Linked DNA regions of Homo sapiens: region 2 is linked to region 1. The links are chromatin loops, found by intact Hi-C in ENCODE. Cell type or tissue: PC-3. All regions are shown on one strand. Links, peaks and the distances in the headings refer to the core of each region. The heading gives the core; the rest is flanking DNA.

The links. A loop is a pair of places that touch in the nucleus more often than their neighbours do. Peaks named below come from ENCODE experiments on the same cell type or tissue, not always from the same donor. Only the 100,000 strongest peaks of a DNase experiment are listed, where the experiment ranks them.
Region 2: it touches region 1 in a loop (4-fold over the local background); 2 of 110 quality-filtered maps call a loop at or near these places.

What each region holds. Positions count from the first base shown.
Region 1 is chr10:52,213,192-52,219,284 of GRCh38, forward strand. All of the region lies in intron 9 of PRKG1 (protein kinase cGMP-dependent 1), which reads left to right. The region is part of intron 1 of LOC124902425 (a long non-coding RNA gene); the gene reads right to left. Among named protein-coding and RNA genes, the nearest start is that of PRKG1-AS1, 98 kb to the right of the region's middle. RefSeq lists an enhancer at 149-650 and a silencer at 278-572. In PC-3, for the core only: CTCF peaks have their summits at 458, 2,742 (motif pointing left) and 2,947; DNase peaks (open chromatin) are centred at 490, 2,760 and 3,850; H3K4me3 peaks cover 387 bases; H3K27ac peaks cover 2,002 bases.
Region 2 is chr10:52,053,608-52,059,700 of GRCh38, forward strand. It overlaps PRKG1 (protein kinase cGMP-dependent 1), which reads left to right. Exons shown (of 18, transcript NM_006258.4): 6 at 877-954. Among named protein-coding and RNA genes, the nearest start is that of PRKG1-AS1, 260 kb to the right of the region's middle. In PC-3, for the core only: no CTCF peak of the experiment used is centred there; a DNase peak (open chromatin) is centred at 2,894.

The sequences.
Region 1 (6,093 bases), core at 388-5,387:
TAAAACTCTTACAAAACAGGAAAAAATGAAAAAAAGAAGTTCAGTTGACTTTTGATAGCTTTACAAACTGAGTTGGCAACAAATGTGTTCAAATGTGAAGAAAATCAGGAAACATCTCACCTGAATCTGTTTGGTAAAAAATTTGTTATGGGTTTATTTAAGACTCGTCATGGAAACGTCATACCTTATTTATGACACTATGTCCTAACATGCAGACTCAATGCAAATCTTAGCTTCTTTTTAGTGAAGCTCAAGGAAAAAGTCTTGGTGACCAACATAAGGAAGAGTCCATTTTAACATAGCAGCAATGCATTCATGAAATCCTAGCTGGAACCAGTTCAGACAGGGACATAGGATGTGCTTTGTTGCTCATTAGGGAAAAAAGAGCCATTTATCTCACTGGACTTGTGGGGATTGGGAGCAGGAAGCTGGGTTCAACTAAGTAGCTTAGTAGAGCCATCCGGCTTCCAGGAATGGGATAGTCACTACAGAGATGGAGCAGGACTCTGACTCAGCAGTGGGAGAGACTGGAAGAGAGGCAGTGGCTACTGTGAAAGAACACACCAACCACAGAGCAGAGACAAATCCTTTAGGTAGCTGTCTTTTGAAATTCACTTTGTATTCTACCTCTATGTAAATGTAAATGTTAAGTGCCTCCATTATAAATAACTTATAAATAATACTAACGTAACACATCCTTGATATTTACAAATAACACTGCCTAGAAATCTTAAAAGGAAAACCAAACATACATTTAATACATCTACAAGAAATACCTTTTTAGAAAATAAAATGTATATGTTTCAAAATTTGATGAGCATTTACGATGTGGAATAAGCCTACTTTTTTCACAGTCTGGCAAATGGGAGAGTCCTCATTTACAGATCCCATCCAATATGTCAGCCATTCTCCTGGGTTATTAAGACACTGAGATGAATATACACCCTCCCCAAACTCTAGGATCCCCTACTCTACAAAGGAGTGTGAATACATAAGTATCCAACTTGCTGACACCCAAAAGTGCAACAGTAGCATAGAGGAAGTAAGGGTTCTGCTTGGAAGAAAAGAAAGTAATAAGATTTCAGATTACCCACCAGGATATAACTTGGGTGCACATCTCTCACTGTTCTCATTTAGCCCAAAATCCACAGCAGCATGAAAATATGCAAACAGAGAACAGTATGCTGGTGTCATTTAGATGCACAAACTTTGATATCACACATACAGTGACATCTAAGGAATCATCACCGCACTAACATTCAATTTCCTTACCTATAAGATGGAGGTCATAGATAAACACATCTCAGACTTTGGAGCGAGATTGAGAGTATGTATGTATAGCACTTTGTGTAGTAGCTAGCATGCAGTAAGTACAATTACTCTTGGAAATTATTTTTATTTTCTAAAGAAATAGTAGCTATGGCTTCACAAACAAACCATTTAAGGATTCTTTAATAGCCCTATGAGACTAGAGCATGAAGTTTGAAAGGAGTGGCTGTGAAGAAAGAGGCCAGATAAAGATTACACAGCGAAGTTCCATTAATGCCCCCCAAAGGAATTCCAACTTGATACAAATGTAATGAGGAAAGCCCAGCTAACATGACTATGTGCTTTGGAAAGTTAAATCTAGAGACAATAGGAAGAAGATATGGAGCAGGTAACCAATCAGGAGGCCTTTCACTGAGGGAACAGTTTCTGCTATGAAAGCAGTAGGCCGGTTTTATAATTTGTGGGTCATTTTGAATATTGTCACGGTTATTTATTATGTAACTTTAATATGCATTTTAAGAGTTTCTGCAATAATTCACATGATTTTTTATGTTAAAATAATGATAAAAGTTTTTTCAAAAAAAAAAAAAAATGCCAGCATGAAGATGCCATTTTGGAGAGATGTATTATTCTAAATACAAAGTCTATTTTGGGCCAGGCATGGTGGCTCATGCCTGTAATCCCTACACTTTGGGAGGTGGAGGCAGGCAGATCACCTGAGGTCAGGAGTTTGAGACCAGCCTGGCCAATGTGGTGAAACCCCATCTCTACTAAAATACAAAAATTAGCCGGGCATGGTGGTGGGCACCTGTAATCCCAGCTACTTGGGAGGCTGAGGCAGGTGAATTTCTTGAACCTGGAAGGTGGAGGTTGCAGTGAGTCAAGATCAGGCCATTGCACTCCAGCCTGGGCGACAAGAGCAAAACTCCATCTCAAAAAAAAAAAAAAAAAGTATATTTTGAAGCTGACTTGCTATAAGCATTCTATGCTATAAAGCGAGATATACAGGCATTTAGATAGTTAAAGCAACAAGAAAATAAAAGTATTTTCTTTTGTGCATCTCAGGTCAGTGTACTTTTCAATATCACCTCAATATTTTCTCTTTTCCCCATGGGAAGATGTCTGAATACACTTTGGTGGTATTCATACATTCATACATGTTTCAAAGTGAAACAATTTCCTTGTGAAAATTTCAAATCATGAATTTGGATGGATAACTTTAAAATATGAAAGGTGAAAGGAATGAAAATATATTAATATACATTTTTATAATAGTAATGTTAGAAACATAACTTTTGGTTTTGATCTCATTCAGAATATAACTGACAAGAGGTAGATGATAAGGTAGATATTTACTAGTTGTGCTCTAAAAGTGAAAATGTCATATCTAATTGAATATCTTAAGCATAGATTATGTTTCACATGAAGAACAAAACCACAAAGGCCTAACTTGAAGGCAAACATTGTACTTTTGTGCCCTCCAGTGGCCATCTGGAGAATATACTCATCCTCATAGAATTGTTCAAGAAACATAAAGTGGCTAAGGAGACAATGGCAAAGGAAACAAGCAAACTGTACACCCAGAGACCCTGAGGCTATTACTTTCTCATAAATTTACTGAAGTAAGAAGAGAGCTAGCAGACTTGGGAGATTCTTCAGACTGCTTCCAAGAATGCAAAGGAGCTATTGGTTTGGACTACAGATGGTTCTTTTGATCATTCTTGAATATACTCTTCTTAGACACTTCTTAAACAAGGATTGCCAAGCACAGCATGGAAGCTTAAATTTTCATTTCAATCAAAAAAATTATGCATGGAACACAAGTGACACTAAGCTTCTCACTCTGGGAGAGGTATCACTTCAGTCAACAGGCTCCTGGGCTGGGGATCTTTTGGGAAACCAGCAGATAGCTACCGGAATGCCAGGGAAATAATTGCACATGGATTTTGCAAGAGACTCAAAATCAAATCACACTGGCAGAGCAAAGAGTTTTGACAATAAGACTTTAATTGAATAGTCAGAGTTAGATGGAACATCCAAAATAGAAAAATACCTGTTTATTAAAATGGACATTACCTATTTTCTCATCTTTACCTTTTAGTATTAGCTTAGCCCCAGAATTAGATGCAGTTAATACAGCCAGGTCTGCAGAGCATTGTAGATAGATTTTGATTCCTATTTTAAATGTGGCTGGAATTTCTGATGCCATTTCTTGCATGGTCCTAGAGGGAATAGAGCCTTTGGTTTTTATACAGTCATAGGTTTTGGTGCGGTTTTTTAAGATCAGTTTGTTATCTTTTTCTGAGAATTAAATGGATCAAAATGTCTCTAAATTTTAAAAATAAGTTTTGTTTAAACCCAGTGACTGCTTAACTATTTGCATAATACTTCTGAAAACTTTTTAGTTTTTCACAAATGGAAGCTTTCTTTTACTAGGCAGACAATTCTGTTTAATAAGTGAGTTCAGCTCCTGCACCACCGTGAATTTAATAGCCTGGAGATCCTGTTTCACTTTCTGAGAGAACAGATCCTATAAATTGCATTCTATGTGCCATTCCACTTCCTGTCTGATGGTGATGCGGAAAAACAGCTGTTGTGTGGGAACTGTTCAGAGCTGTGTTTCTCAAACCACAGGTCATGGAAGGGTGGTTAAGTAGGCCCTGTTTCCCTTTCTTCCAAAATAGCACCCAAGGCTCTTCTGACCTTGCCTCCTTCCACCTCTTAGTTGTAAGCCTACTAAGGAGTAAGTTTATCCTACTTCCTTTTGTTGTGTTTATTTTTAATTGGGGAGGAATAAGTACATATCCTGGGAGAGGCTAGAGTTATCCTGAGAGATGTGCGGGGTAAATATACATATACACACACACGTACACATTTATATATCTATCTATCTATATATATATATACACATATACACACACACACACTTATATATGTATAAGTAGAGTTCTCTCTTTTTTAGATTAGTGTCAAATGAATCTCATAGTCTAGGAACTAAAGCAAACCACATCACTCTAATTTTAGTACACCCTACCGTCAAACAATATTTTCACCCTGTCTTCAAATGGTACATAGAGAGATTTAGATTTAATTATTCAATATGGAATAATAGAAACTACAAGCAAGCATTAACCCAGGTTTACAGTTACTCAAATAGCAAGGATTAAACAATATACAATGGGTTGACAAATGTGCTGTCTCCTACTGGATAGGAGACAATGGAAACAAGTTTCATTGGTGGCTTGGGCAACTGATGCAAATGTACTAGCTGGGAGATAAATCAGACCTCAGCCCTGTTGGTAGTATAGACATCATCACAAAGGATATTTTAATAATGACACTGTGGCTAGCCTTTCTTTTCCTTCCTCCGTTACTCTCTACTTATAATTTGCATAATAAATGAAACTCCTATTTTATCTCTCATTCCAATGGCTTCTCTTAGGAAATTAATGGTTTAGAAAAATAGCTTACAGCTGGGAGCCGTGGCTCACACCTGTAATCTCAGCACTTTGGGAGGCCGAGGCAGGTGGTTCACAAGGTCAGGAGTTCAAGACCAGCCTGACCAACATGGTGAAACCCTGTCTCTACTAAAAATACAAAAATTAGCTGGGCGTGGTGGCACACGTCTGTAATCCCAGCTACTCAGGAGGCTGAGGCAGGAAAATCACCTGAACCTGGGAGGCAGAGGTTACAGTGAGCCTAGATCACCCACTGCACGCTAGCCTGGGTGACAAAGCGAGACTCCATCTCAAAAAAAAAAAAAAAAGAAAAATAGGTTACAGTTTTTTTTTTGGTTTTGGGGGAGTGGGTAAAAACAGAATGAACTAAGGCGTCTTAACAGCTGACATCCATCAAAGGGGCTGCTCTTTTGCCTGGCATTGAGGTAGCAAGCACAAGGCCATATAGAGAGACAGAATCCAAGAAATTCTCATAAAAAGCAATTAGATGACAACAGAAGGGACAAGCAGAAATTATTAAATGTTTTTAGGCTTCTGGTTAAAAAAGATATTTTAAAACCTTATCAAGTATGACCCAATTTCTTTTTGATTCAACATAAACTTACCCAACTGTATGAATAGTCGCAATACAAAATTTTGGTTCACAACAGCCAAGGCAGTATTCTCCAACCTGAATAGAAGTCTTAACTTCTAAACAATTTAGACTTTTAAAAATTATATAAATTCTACACTCATTACTTTAGAAAATTGTGTTGCAAAAATCAGTGTTTATTCTGGATTCTTAAATTAAAAATTTATAGGGATTAGGATACTTTTTCAAGGTAAATTTCCCTTTTGATACCTTCAAAGTGTTTGATGAGCAAAAGAGCCATTAATGTTTTCAGGGCCTCCCATGAAATGAAATTAGTGTTTATGAGTCTTATCTTCATTAATTAATATTTTAAACTAAACTGTTTAACCATAATATAATGTTAATAATTTTTCTGAAACAAAATATAAGAGAATATTATGACCAGTTTCTGTGTTGAACCAAAGCTAAATTCAACAGTAGTTAGATAAGCTGAAGATAAAAGGCAAATGATAGCATATTTATTTAAAAATGAAACACAATTTAAAAAGGAAAAACAAAGAAAGAAGTACATTCCCTTGTGGGACTTTTTTGTTTTCATGGTGAGCACTTCTGTAAGGAATACTTTTTTCCTATGTTCACACTAGATGTAAGTGGGTCATAAAACATTTACGTACTAGGATGAATAGATTTTGAGCTGGGAGGCTTTAATTAGTCATGTGCAACTATTTACAAGCTTATGAGAATTAGAAAAGTCATAGGAAAATAAAATAAAGAAATTAGCTGAAAAGAATGACA
Region 2 (6,093 bases), core at 346-5,345, 160 kb before region 1:
ACTTTCTCCGACCTCTCCTTATTGAAATTACTTTTGTTCATTGCAGAAGTAATCTTCACCCTGGAAACAGACCTAGTTGTGGTGTCCGTGTCAGAATACTGATATACTGACTGTGATAATCCTTTTGCGGCCTTACCTCACTCCTCATTTGATAGTTTATAAGCTCACAGATGCTGGACCAGAATTCAGTCCATAAAATTAAGATATTCCATTTCACAGGGCCAAATCTAAACTGCTGAAGCAAGAACACTAAAGCATGAAGTGGTGCCTTAAAAAGTAACTAGGGTCGTCTAACCCACAATAAAAATCAACCTGGTTTCAAAGGAAGATTTTTACATGCTGCAACAATTTCTTAGGAGAAAAAGGCTCTAATTATGAGAATATAAAACTCAATGAGAATGACAAATAAAATAATATAGAATGAGTAGTTCTATATTATTAGGAGCTCTGCTATTTTGTTTTATGCTCAGTTGATGGGAGAAAAGAATATTTTCATCAAACAATCGAAATGAATGAATTTAAAGGTATGATGTAATCACCTAGAAAAATGACATTAAAAGCAGTCTTGAAAATGAGCATTATAGCACACCAGCATGGCACATGCATACATATGTAACTAACCTGCACATTGTGCACATGTACCCTAAAACTTAAAGTGTAATAATAATAAAAAAAGAAAATGAGCATTATAGAGATGATATCTTTGTCATTATTGCATACATTGACTAATATTCATTATTAAATCATGATGGTTCCAGGCTTGGATAAAATTCCATTAGGATGAATATATCCCTGGGGGTTGATATTTGAAGAGGCTGAGCTGTTTGGTAACTTACTGCTTGCTTAATTTTTTTTCTTATTGTTTCTACTTTTCAGACCCACTATGAAAATGGAGAATATATTATCAGGCAAGGTGCAAGAGGGGACACCTTCTTTATCATCAGCAAAGGAACGGTAAGCTTTGGTGGCACAAGACAGTGATGCACTAGGGGAGCCTGGGGTTGGTTAGTAACTCCAGTAGGAACACATGCAGAGTCTTGTGCTATATGAGTTTGTTCCATTTTTTGACACAGAGAGGTATTAGAGAATGGATCTTACAAAAAATGATGCAGGAGGGAAAAAAAGATGTAACTTGGAAGACCAGTAAGTAGCCTACTTGCTAATAATCATAATATTAGATGACACTGATATATTTGTGTGAATAGAAAGATCTCCATAATTAAAATAATATAATAAAAAAATACCGGCTGGATGTGATGGCTCATGCCTGTAACCTCAGCACTTTGGGAGGCCGAGGCAGGTGGATCACTCGAGCTCAGGAGTTCAAGACCAGCTTAGGCAACATGCCAAAACCTCATCTATACAAAAAATAGAAAAAATTAGCTGGGCATGGTGGTGCATGCCTGTCATCCCAGCTACTTCGGAGGCTGAGACAGGAGGATTGCTTGAGCCCAGGAGGCAGAGGTTGCAGTGAGCCAAGATGGTGCCATTGCACTTCAGCCTGGGTAACAGAGCAAGACTTTGCCTCCAAAAAAAGAGAAAGTAAATACTTAGGTCACTTACAAAATTCATCAAGTCATTAGAAGCAGTAACATTGCTATAATGAAACATCTGGGCTTTGAAATCAGATGGCCTAAATTTTAATCCTGTTACGAAATTTAGTCATTTTAATGCCCTTAGGCAAGTTGCTGAATACTCTGAGGATGATAAGGATAGATATACATTAATGTTTTAAGTTATTTTCATAAAGAAATATTGATAGTAAAAACTACTAAAGGTGATAAATTATAAAGGAAGGGGTAAAAATGGGGTAGACAAGGGTTATGAATGAAAAATCATACTTTATTTCTAAAACTTTTAATTTTTCAACAATATGAATTTATTTATATCTTAAAACTAAGAAATTGAGTGAATTGGAAAATAGAATTTCTTTTAGATTAATGCTATACTATTGTATTACTAAAATACCTTAAATTTATTTCCACAGTAAAGCTATAATCATGTTTGTGTTTGTGTCATTATATGATAACCTATGATTTAAACTTATGTTTCTTTATTATATATCATTACAAGGAATTCATATCTCTGCATGTACTAAGTATAGAAGGAGATGGAGAAGGAAATGCGAATAGAAAGGAATTGATAGGCCAGTTTCCGTTTTTATAATTATCACTTTATAAATGAAGCATATTTATTTCCTCTAATTTAACAAAATGATTGACTATAACTTATAGCTCATATATAGAGAGATTTACAGAGCTACAGTGAATAGAATGCAGTGGAAGATTATAAGTATTGTTGAATCACAATTTAGGTAATTCTCCTTGGACTACTTTTGGATCAAGTGTATGCATATGTCAGTATTTACACCAGTGGCATGTCACACAAAAATGAAGAAAACAATATTTATATTTTTATTATTCCTATTCTTTTGACTGATCTCTGAATGCCTGGGATAGAAGTAGAACTCAAGGCTGACTTCTTAAAAGATATCATGAAATGACATGTCTGACCACGGTTACAGTTAAAATTATATCTTATATTTTCCAATGTTAGAAGATAAGAAAATTTTAATATTTTGTAGTTTATAAGATAGATTGTTAGAGCTTATCATTTATTGTCTTATTGTTTAGATTGACTAAAGAATCAGGGAAAATTGAAAATCGCCATGGATGTAAATTATTTGAAAAGTTGCATAGGGAATTTGTCCTGACATTCTAGATTTGTTTTTTCTTTACTACATGGCTAATTCTTCGCTATGATGCAATGATGTGTTTATCCTTTGAGATGGATTTCTGACAGTCTTTTGTTACCACCCTGTTAGTGCAAATTTTACTGCCTAAAAGTAATGCTTTGTAACCAGTTTCAGCTGAAGACAGGTGCATTAGTCATGCCTTTTTACGAGTTTCATAGTAAGTATAAGTAGAAAAAGTGTGGAAATTACACCACAGGAACCAATTCCCTTGGCAATATTTCAGAGCACTCTGGGGATTCTGGGAGGGAAGTAGTACTAATATATTAGACTCTCTTGACACATTCAAGATCTTTTACTTTAAACCAGACATAAATTTCTACTAACTTACTTTTTTAGGTCACACAAGTTAGCTGCTATGATTCTTAGTTATGTAAATTACATAATAATTGTATTAATTTTATTCATTCTAATACTAATATATTAACAATATTAATTATATTAGTTCTAATTCTAACATATTAAAATCATTAAGAATATGTCACCATATACAATAATTAGAATATATTAAGTCTTAAGAAGCAGAAGGTGAGGTCAGCATACTTAAGTCCCAATGGCAAAGAGCAGGAAAGAGAGGTGAATAATAAGAGAGTAGGCTCAGTTGAGCAGGCAAATAAGTTGTGGAACTGGAATTTTCTACAATTATATGTCATATGTTTTGTTTTAGGTGTACAGATGTCAACTTGTTTTCCCATGCATTTAAAAAATGTATAAAGGATAACCTTGGGCAAGATCTGTTTCTTGCTACCACCAAACTGGCTTTTTCTTAGAAAATGCTGTGAGATAGAGAGACACAATAGGGGCTGCCAAGCTACAAATGAAATTCCCCTTGTTCAGTTCCACTTATTTAAGTGTAAAACAATTTTTATTCTTCCATTAAGCACATTCACACAAAGAGAGAAGCATTATAAAATAAGCTTTGCCGTACTTGTTTTTCCCCCATTAAGCCTGTGCTATCTGATTTTTCTAAAACCTGAGGCAGAATGCTTGCAGTGATGATGGCTAAAATACTGGTGCTGCCTTAAGTAGAAGCTCAGTTAGTTCTCTACACTTCAATCACTCCGTTCCAGTTGCCTGGAAACGTGAGTTGCTTCTCCAACAGTGAACTATAAAGCACCGAAGATTCCTGCATATGTCCCTGCAGTTGTGTCACATCATAAAATGAACTATCTCTTTATAAATAAATCAAACCAAAATTGAACAGGGAACAGGATGGGTAAGCAAAGTTGCAGAGTTCTAATAGTAGCTCAAATAGATTTTGATTTTTCTGATTCCATTCAACATACCTCGTATCCTACCATTGGAAAAAAATGTGATTCAAAAATTCTTGTCTATCAAATGGCATTTAAAATCACATGGCTTTGCTTCATAAAGTTAACAAGTATTTAAACATGCCAATTAAATATGTTGCCTTAACACAATGTTCAGTGTTTTTTAATATAAAAAGTGTTCCGTTATGGAAATTTTATTTGCATATGTATACATATGTTTATGTATACATTATGGTGAAACCTCTGAGAAACATTTTTTTTAATATCAAGAACAAGATAAAGATATACATTATTACCAATTTTGTTTAATGTGGTACTAGACATCCCAAATACTATAGTAAGTTAAGAAAAATAAATAATATTTGGAAATAAAGAAACAGTAATTATTTATACATGATATGTTTTTAGTTTCTTTTAGGATTTTATATAGACATATATATTATTAAAATTTAATAAGAGTTTAGCAAAATCGGCATTATTCAGTTCATTTTTCTTTATTAATGGAACTGTTCTATATCTCTACACAACCCAATATAATAGCTATTGGTCACACTTGCTATCTAAAGTAAAATTATCTGACTTAACTTTAATGTTAATTTCTCAGTAGTAGTAGCCACATTGCAATAGCTGCTAGTAGTGGCTGTCTTGGACATTATAGAACTGGATATTTTACTATAAATGAATATTGAAAAAGCCATATCATTCAACATATTGTACCATATTAACAGTCTAAAGAAAAAAATCACATTATCATGCCAAATGATGCAGTGAAAGGGTGTGACAAGTATAACATCCATTCATAATAAAACTTCTCAGCAAACTGAGAATATAAGAGAATGTTCTTGCCCTGATAAGTGGTATCTACAACATGCCTACAGTTAACGTACTTAAGGTGAGAAACAGAGCAATCAGTAAATGAAAGTAACTGACAGCAAAAGGAAAGTCTTTTCAACAAATGGTGATGGAACCATTGGTAATCCATGGACCAAAACAGGGGAACCTTGACCTAGACTTTATACCTTACATAAAAATTAAATGAAAATTGGTAATAGATTTAAAAGTAAAACATAAAGCTATAAAACTTTCAAGAGAAATGTATGACTTGCGATTAGATAGGAAGAGTTCCTAGGCATGACACCACCAGCACAATCCATAAAGAAAAATGATAAAGTGGGCTTTATCAAATTTAGAAACTTTTATTCTGGAAAAACACTGTTCAGAGAATGGAAAGACAAATTACTAACAGGGAAAATTATTTGAAAAGTACACGTCTTGTAAGGGGTTTGTATTGATCCTATCCTTTATTGATCCTATTTAAAAAAACACCTAAAAATCAACAAAAAACACCAAAGTACCCACTTTAAAAAACAGAATGAAAGACTTGAACACATCAGCATGCAAGATACACAAATGGCAAATATGCACATGAAGAGGTGTTCAAAATGATTAGTCATTAGAAAAGTGCATATTGAAATCCTGAGATACTACTGCATACTTAATAGAATGGCTAACTCTAAAAACAAAAATTAACAATATCAAGTGCTAGTGAGGATGCAGAGCAACTGGTATTCTCAATCACTGCTCCTGGGAATGCAAAATGGTAAAGCCATTCTGGAAAACAATTTGCAGTTTCTAATAAAGTTAAATAAACATTTACCGTATGACACAGCAATTACTCTTTGTGATATTTATTCTAGAGAAATGAAAATATAGCTCACACAAAAAACTCTGCATCAGTGTTTGTAGCATCTCTATTCATAATTGCCAAAACTAGAAATAAACAAATTGTGTCATATTCATTCAATGAAAATATTAGTCAGCAATAAAAAACATAAACTATTGAATCTTGCAACAACTTGGATGAATCTTAAAGGTCTAATGCTGAGTAAGAAAAAAAGGTCTGAAAAGGTTAAATATTGTATTATTTCATTTATATGGCATTCTCAAAAAGATAAAATTAGTTTGATGCAGAACAGACTATAAGGGTGAGGAATGAGAAGGATATGACTATAAATACATAGCGTGAAGGAGTTTCTGGAGGTGATGAAATTGTTCTGTGTCTAATTGTTC